2 separate regions of the Homo sapiens genome follow, and region 2 is linked to region 1. Evidence: read pairs that join two places in POLR2A ChIA-PET (ENCODE). Cell type or tissue: GM12878. All regions are shown on one strand. Each heading gives the region's core, and the rest is flanking DNA. Links, peaks and the distances in the headings are about the cores only.

Region 1 (2,912 bases), core at 94-2,593:
AGAATATAGACAGATAGAGATTAATGTAGCTTCTTTCTTGTGTTACCATACCTACCATACCTACCTCCCCCCACCCCACCCCCGAACACACACACCCTACCCTACGCTTCCTACCATTGTCTCAGATATTTAGTTTACTTTGAAATCTGTATGACTCTCTAGTGCTTGGGTGGGATGGAAGGAGGGAATCATGGGTATAGAGCTTAATTTGCAAATGCAGAGATGCAGTTGCACATCTGGCCACGCGAAAGGCAGCAGCAAGGCCTCTTGAAGGCTGCAGACCCAGAGCCTCTCCCAAGGGAGAGGCATTGCTGAGATGTTTCATTGCAGAGACCATACGCTTGGCAGGGATTGGGAATAGCTGTTTCTGGACTCATGTACCCTGTTTGTTCAATATGGAAAAGTCTAGTTCCCTATGGGATATCCCTAGTGGGAGCCTGCCAGGGAGTAAGAACCGAGAATTGATGAGCTTTGGTGACTCAAATCTGGAAGCACAAAAACCACCAGTCCCAGAATTTAGCTATTATACCAGTGTGCATTCTAAAATGTTTTTCTGAACATTTTGGGGTTTTTTCATAGGGGGTCGGGTGGGTGTGGAAGTAGAGGGGAGAAGGACAGATTGGCAGGGTTTTAAATGTTCTGATGACCAGGTCAGGGTCAAAGGATGTTACCAGGATTCCTTCCCTTCCCTTCCGTTCCCTTCATTTCACTTAGGTAAGGATGATATGGTATGACTTGATGGAATTATGTAGTACAGGGATGACATTATTTTCTGTGTCTGTTCGCAAGGGTAATTTGGTCCATGCTGCCTAGGAGTCATTTCAGAACACTGACAGAGAGTGTTTGGTCTCAGGGCAAGAAATGCCAGGAAGTGGGAATTGGCCCATAGAGACCCTGCTGTAAAACAGATCTGGTGTTTCTTGACAGAGTGGCGCTGGGTCTCTTGTTGCCCCTTTTCATAGCACTTTCTCTCACCATGAAGTTGATTGATTTATCTCCCCGTTTGTACTTAAGGGTTATGCTTCACTTGGTTGTGGTGGGGGAGTGAATATGCCACACTTTGCCTTGAAATGGAAATGCGGATCTTTCTGGGACTAGGCAAGGTCCTCTCAGAGTGTGTCTGGGTTCTCAGTTACTTCTGAATCCTAGAGGATTTCCTCCTCTCATGCTGCCTGCTACAGCGTTTAGAATTCCCAGCAGAAAGTGAGATCCAGGGGCTTAGATGCCTTTTTGAACTTGGCTAATTTTTCCTGAGATGGCTATTTGGGTAAATGGCCCTGAGGAAGCATCGATTCTTAAGTGGCAGCACTGGTTTCCAGGGAGAAGAGAACAAAGTTTGTAAAATGCTGTGCTGGTGAGGCCCAAAGGGGAGGGACAGTCTGCTACCAAGTAGGAAGCCCACCTGACTCTGGAAATGGGCCCTCCTGAGGTGCCCTCCTGTTCATTCCCATCTCCCACTAAAAACAACCCACAGAGTTCAGTGAGCTACCTGTCACAGAGCTGCAGCCTCAGCCAAGACATTGTTCCAGCACCAAATGACCTGTGGCTTCTTTAGGTGTGAATGTAAAGGACCTGCCTTTAAATACCAAAAATTAGCTGTGCTTGGTGGTGGGCACCTGTAATCCCAGCTTCTCAGGAGGCTGAGGCAGGAGAATTGCTTGAACCTGGGAGGTGGAGGTTGCAGTGAGCCGAGATTGCAAACTATACTGCAGCCTGGGCAGCAGAGTGAGACTCCATCTCAAATAATAATAATAATAATTAAGAATTAAAAGCCCTTGCCCATGAAGCATCTGTTTTCAGCAGCTTCTATTCCATGGAAAGGAATACCTTGGCCTTTTAATAGGCCACCAGTGAGTCTTTTTCTTGTAGCTGTTGTTAAGTAAAGGTTAAGAAAATAATGGTAGGCCGGGTGCGGTGGCTCACGCCTGTAATCCCAGCGCTTTGGGAGGCCAAGGCAGGCAGATCACCTGAGGTCAGGAGATTGAGACCAGCCTGGCCAACATGGCGAAACCCTGTCTATACTAAAAATACCAAAAATTAGCTGCGCTTGGTGGTGGGCACCTGTAATCCCAGCTTCACAGGAGGCTGAGGCAGGAGAATTGCTTGAACCTGGGAGGTGGAGGTTGCAGTGAGCCGAGATTGCAAACTATACTGCAGCCTGGGCAGCAGAGTGAGACTCCATCTCAAAAAATAATAATAATAATTAAGAATTAAAAGTAAAAAAAAAAGAAAATACAGGTAAAAGGAAGGTAAGATGGTGAGTACAGAGAAAGAAATCGGTTGTTCCCTGATGTGAGGCCAAGGCACTTTTTCTAGGACTCTTCCATGGTGGGTCATAACGAGTACCCTCTAGCCAGGAGAGACATGGAAAAATAAAGCCCGTACTTGAGACCCTACTTTTCATGACTGGTCTGCTCCTGACTCTCACCTCATTGTCACCTCGATGAGGTCACTGGGGCCAAGAAGAGTATGGGTTGAGGTGTTCAGAGGCTCCAAGGGTGTTTCAAGGAAAAACGGCCCAGGCCACAGGATATAACACTCAGTGAGGACAGAGAGCTCTGTGGACGTGCTGCCAAGTACCCAGTGTGCAGCTGAGGTGGCCATCCAGACCCCGCTGTGTGGGCTGCCATTGGGACAGGGGCGAGCAGAGTGCTCGGCAGGGCTGGCTGGTGGGAAGATGCACTTTTCCATTTCCCAGCACATGAGTCATCATCTTTGGTCCCCTGTGCTGTGCTGTGCTTGCCTGGACAGTGGCAATAAGGGGGTGTTGTGGCTGAGTAGCAGCATCTGTGCCGGGGGTGGAGAAGGAGGGGGGTTGGGGAGAGGGTAAAGATTGAAATCCTTCACTAATCAGCAGCAGTTCGAATCACATTTTTATGAGTAAGGAAGTGATAAATCAGCGCTGTGTGTTC
Region 2 (2,912 bases), core at 101-2,600, 94 kb after region 1:
TATTGTTGAGTTGTAGGAGTTCATAGATAGATAGATAGATAGAAAGATTACATTGAGTTGTAGGAGTTCATAGATAGATAGACAGACAGACAGAGAGGGTCTCACTGTGTTGCCCAGGCTGGTTTTGAACTCCTGGGCTCCAGCGATCCTCCTGCCTTGGCCTCCCAAAGTGCTGGGATTACAGGCATGAGTCACCACACCCAGCCTTGAGTTGCAGGAGTTCTTTATAGATTCTGGATACAAGTCCTTTATCAGATAAATGATTTACAAATATTTTCTCCCTATGATTTGATTGTCCTTGCACTTTCTTGAATGTTTTAATTTTTACGAAGTCCAATTAATCTGGTTTATTTTATTTTGTTACTTGTGCTTTGGTGTTATAAAGACATTTTTAAACAATAAGGACTGGGAGAAGCTGGTGTGCGCCTGTATTCCCAGCCACTTGGGAGGCTAAGACAGGAGGATCACTGGAGCCCAGGCATTGGAGTCCAGCCATAGTGAGATCCTGTCCTCCCGCCAAAAACAAAAACAAAACAGAGTTTATCACCAAATATCCTCACTAAACGAAGTTTCTTCTACCTGAAGTACACACTTCAGAAAAGTATCCTAGATTCCAAAGAAATGGTAAACAGTGATTGTAACTATAAAATTGGATCAGATTGATTACAAAGGAACCATGGAGTTAAAAGCTTCCTTAGAAGACATCAGGGCCAGTCTCTTATCTAATGAAAAAATAGTCCTCCAGTTTTCTCAATGGCCTCTGCTCCAGATGCTTCCCCAGAATTTACTCTATTATGAGACAGTCACTATAAAAAGTTCCTCCTCAGGCTGAGTGAGGTGGCTTGTGCCTGTCATCTCAGCACTTTGGGAGGCCAAGGTAGGAGGAGCACTTGAGCCCAGGAGTTCAAGACCAGCCATGCAACATAGCAAGACCCTGCCTCTGCAAAAAAATTTTTTAAAAATTAGCGGGTATGGTGTGCACACCTGTGGTCCTAGCCATTCAAGTGGCTGAGGCAGGAGGATCACTTGAGCCCAGGATTTCAAGGTTACAGTGAGCTGTGATTGTGCCACTGCACTCCAGCCTGGGTGACAGAGCAAGACCGCATCTCTAAGAAAAAAAAGTTCCTTCTCAAACTGAACACAGCCTGCCTTCCTGTAATTCCCACTTAATGATTTTTTAAAAGTTTTCTCAAAATCACAAAGTCTGTTTTTTCTATATCTGACACACCTTAGTTATACTTGAAATTCTCTTTACGTTTTCTTTTCTCTAAGCTAAACAAACCAGTGCAATCAAATAGATTCTTGGCCAGTGCTGCGAAATATTATAGGACTTTATGTAATGATGCAGTGTTTAGTACTGTAATGATGGAAAGTTACTATTTCCACACCATCCTCTATGGTAGCCACTGGCCACATGTGACTTTTGAATACTTGAAATGTGGCTAGTGCAACCGAAAAACAAATCTTAATGTAGTTAAATTGAAATATCCACATGTGGCTAGTGGCTACTGTATTAAACACTGCAATTCTAGATCATTCTCCTGGCCAGATTTCTCTGTGCCATTACCAGCAGCATCAGATTCACCTGGGAACTTGTAATGTTTTAGGCCCTACCTCAGCCTTTTGAATCATAAACAGTTGAGGGTGGAGCCCAGCAGGCTCATTTAACAAGCTCTCCAGGTGATTCCAATGCACTAATACTTGAAAGGCAATTCCAGTTTGTCAAGGCTTCTGTAAAAAGCAGTGCTCAGACAAGGTCTGACATGCATGGATTTCACCTAAAGACAGCTTCAATGGCTTTTTTTTTTAATTGAATACTACTTTCTAAATATTGCATTGACTGCATGTTATAAAAATGAATACAATGTGGATATGAAGAATTTTTTTTTTTTTTTTTGAGATGGAATCTCACTCTGTCACCCAGGCTGGAGTGCAGTGGTGCAATCTCGGCTCACTGCAACCTCCGCCTCCCAGGTTCAAGCGATTCTCCTGCCTCAGCCTCCCAAGTAGCTGGGACAACAGGTGCGTGCTACCACACCCGGCTGATTTTTTTGCATTTTTAGTAGAGACAGGATTTCACCATGCTAGCCAGGATGGTCTTGATCTCCTGACCTCAGGATCCACCCACCTTGGCCTCCCAAAGTATTGGGATTACAGGTGTGAGCCATCGTACCCGGCCTGGATATGAAGAATTTAAAAAAATAAAGTGTCAGGCCAGGTGCAGTGGCTTACGCCTGTAACCCCAGCACTTTGGGAGGCTGAGGCATGCAGATCACTTGATATCAGGAGACCAGCTTAGGCAGCATGGCAAAACCCCATCTCTACTAAAAGTACAAAAACTAGTTGGGCATGGTTGCACATGCCTGTGGTCCCAGCTACTTGGGAGTTTGAGGTGGGAGGATCACTGGAGCCTGGGAGGCGGAGGTTGCAGTGAGCCGAGGTCTCACTACTGCACTCCAGCATGGGTGACAGAGTGAGACCCTGTCTCAAAAATAAAGTGCCCCTTAACAGTTTAAAAAAAATTAGTTAACAGGCAGTTTCCCAGCTGGGCGTGGTGGCTCACGCCTGTAATCCCAGCACTTTGGGAGGCTGAGGTGGGAGGATCACATGAGCTCAGGAATTCGAGAGCAGCCTGGGCAACATGGTGAAATCCCATCTCTACTAAAAATACAAAAATTAGCCGGGTATGGTGGCATGCGCCTGTAATCCCAGCTACTTGGGAGGCTGAGGCAGGAGAATCGCTCAAACTCAGGAGGTAGAGGTGACAGTGAGCCAAGATCACACCACTGCACTCCAGCCTGGGTGACAGAGCGAAACTCCATCTCAAAAAAAAAATTTGTTTGTTAAATGTCTTGGCACAGTGGCTCACACCTGTAGTCCCAGCACTTTGGGAACCAAGGCAGACAGATCAC

Evidence for each region. ChIA-PET counts read pairs that join two places held together with the same protein. Peaks named below come from ENCODE experiments on the same cell type or tissue, not always from the same donor. Only the 100,000 strongest peaks of a DNase experiment are listed, where the experiment ranks them.
Region 2: POLR2A ChIA-PET joins it to region 1 with 15 read pairs; 7 of 35 experiments call an interaction of 5 or more read pairs at or near these places.

What each region holds. Positions count from the first base shown.
Region 1 is chr17:2,233,554-2,236,465 of GRCh38, reverse strand. The region is part of intron 10 of SMG6 (SMG6 nonsense mediated mRNA decay factor); the gene reads left to right. LOC101927839 (a long non-coding RNA gene) reads right to left here. Exons shown (of 2, transcript NR_110888.1): 2 at 2,856-2,912. Among named protein-coding and RNA genes, the nearest start is that of SMG6, 69 kb to the left of the region's middle. In GM12878, for the core only: no CTCF peak of the experiment used is centred there; no DNase peak of the experiment used is centred there; H3K27ac peaks cover 643 bases.
Region 2 is chr17:2,139,657-2,142,568 of GRCh38, reverse strand. All of the region lies in intron 13 of SMG6 (SMG6 nonsense mediated mRNA decay factor), which reads left to right. Among named protein-coding and RNA genes, the nearest start is that of SMG6-AS1, 51 kb to the right of the region's middle. In GM12878, for the core only: no CTCF peak of the experiment used is centred there; no DNase peak of the experiment used is centred there.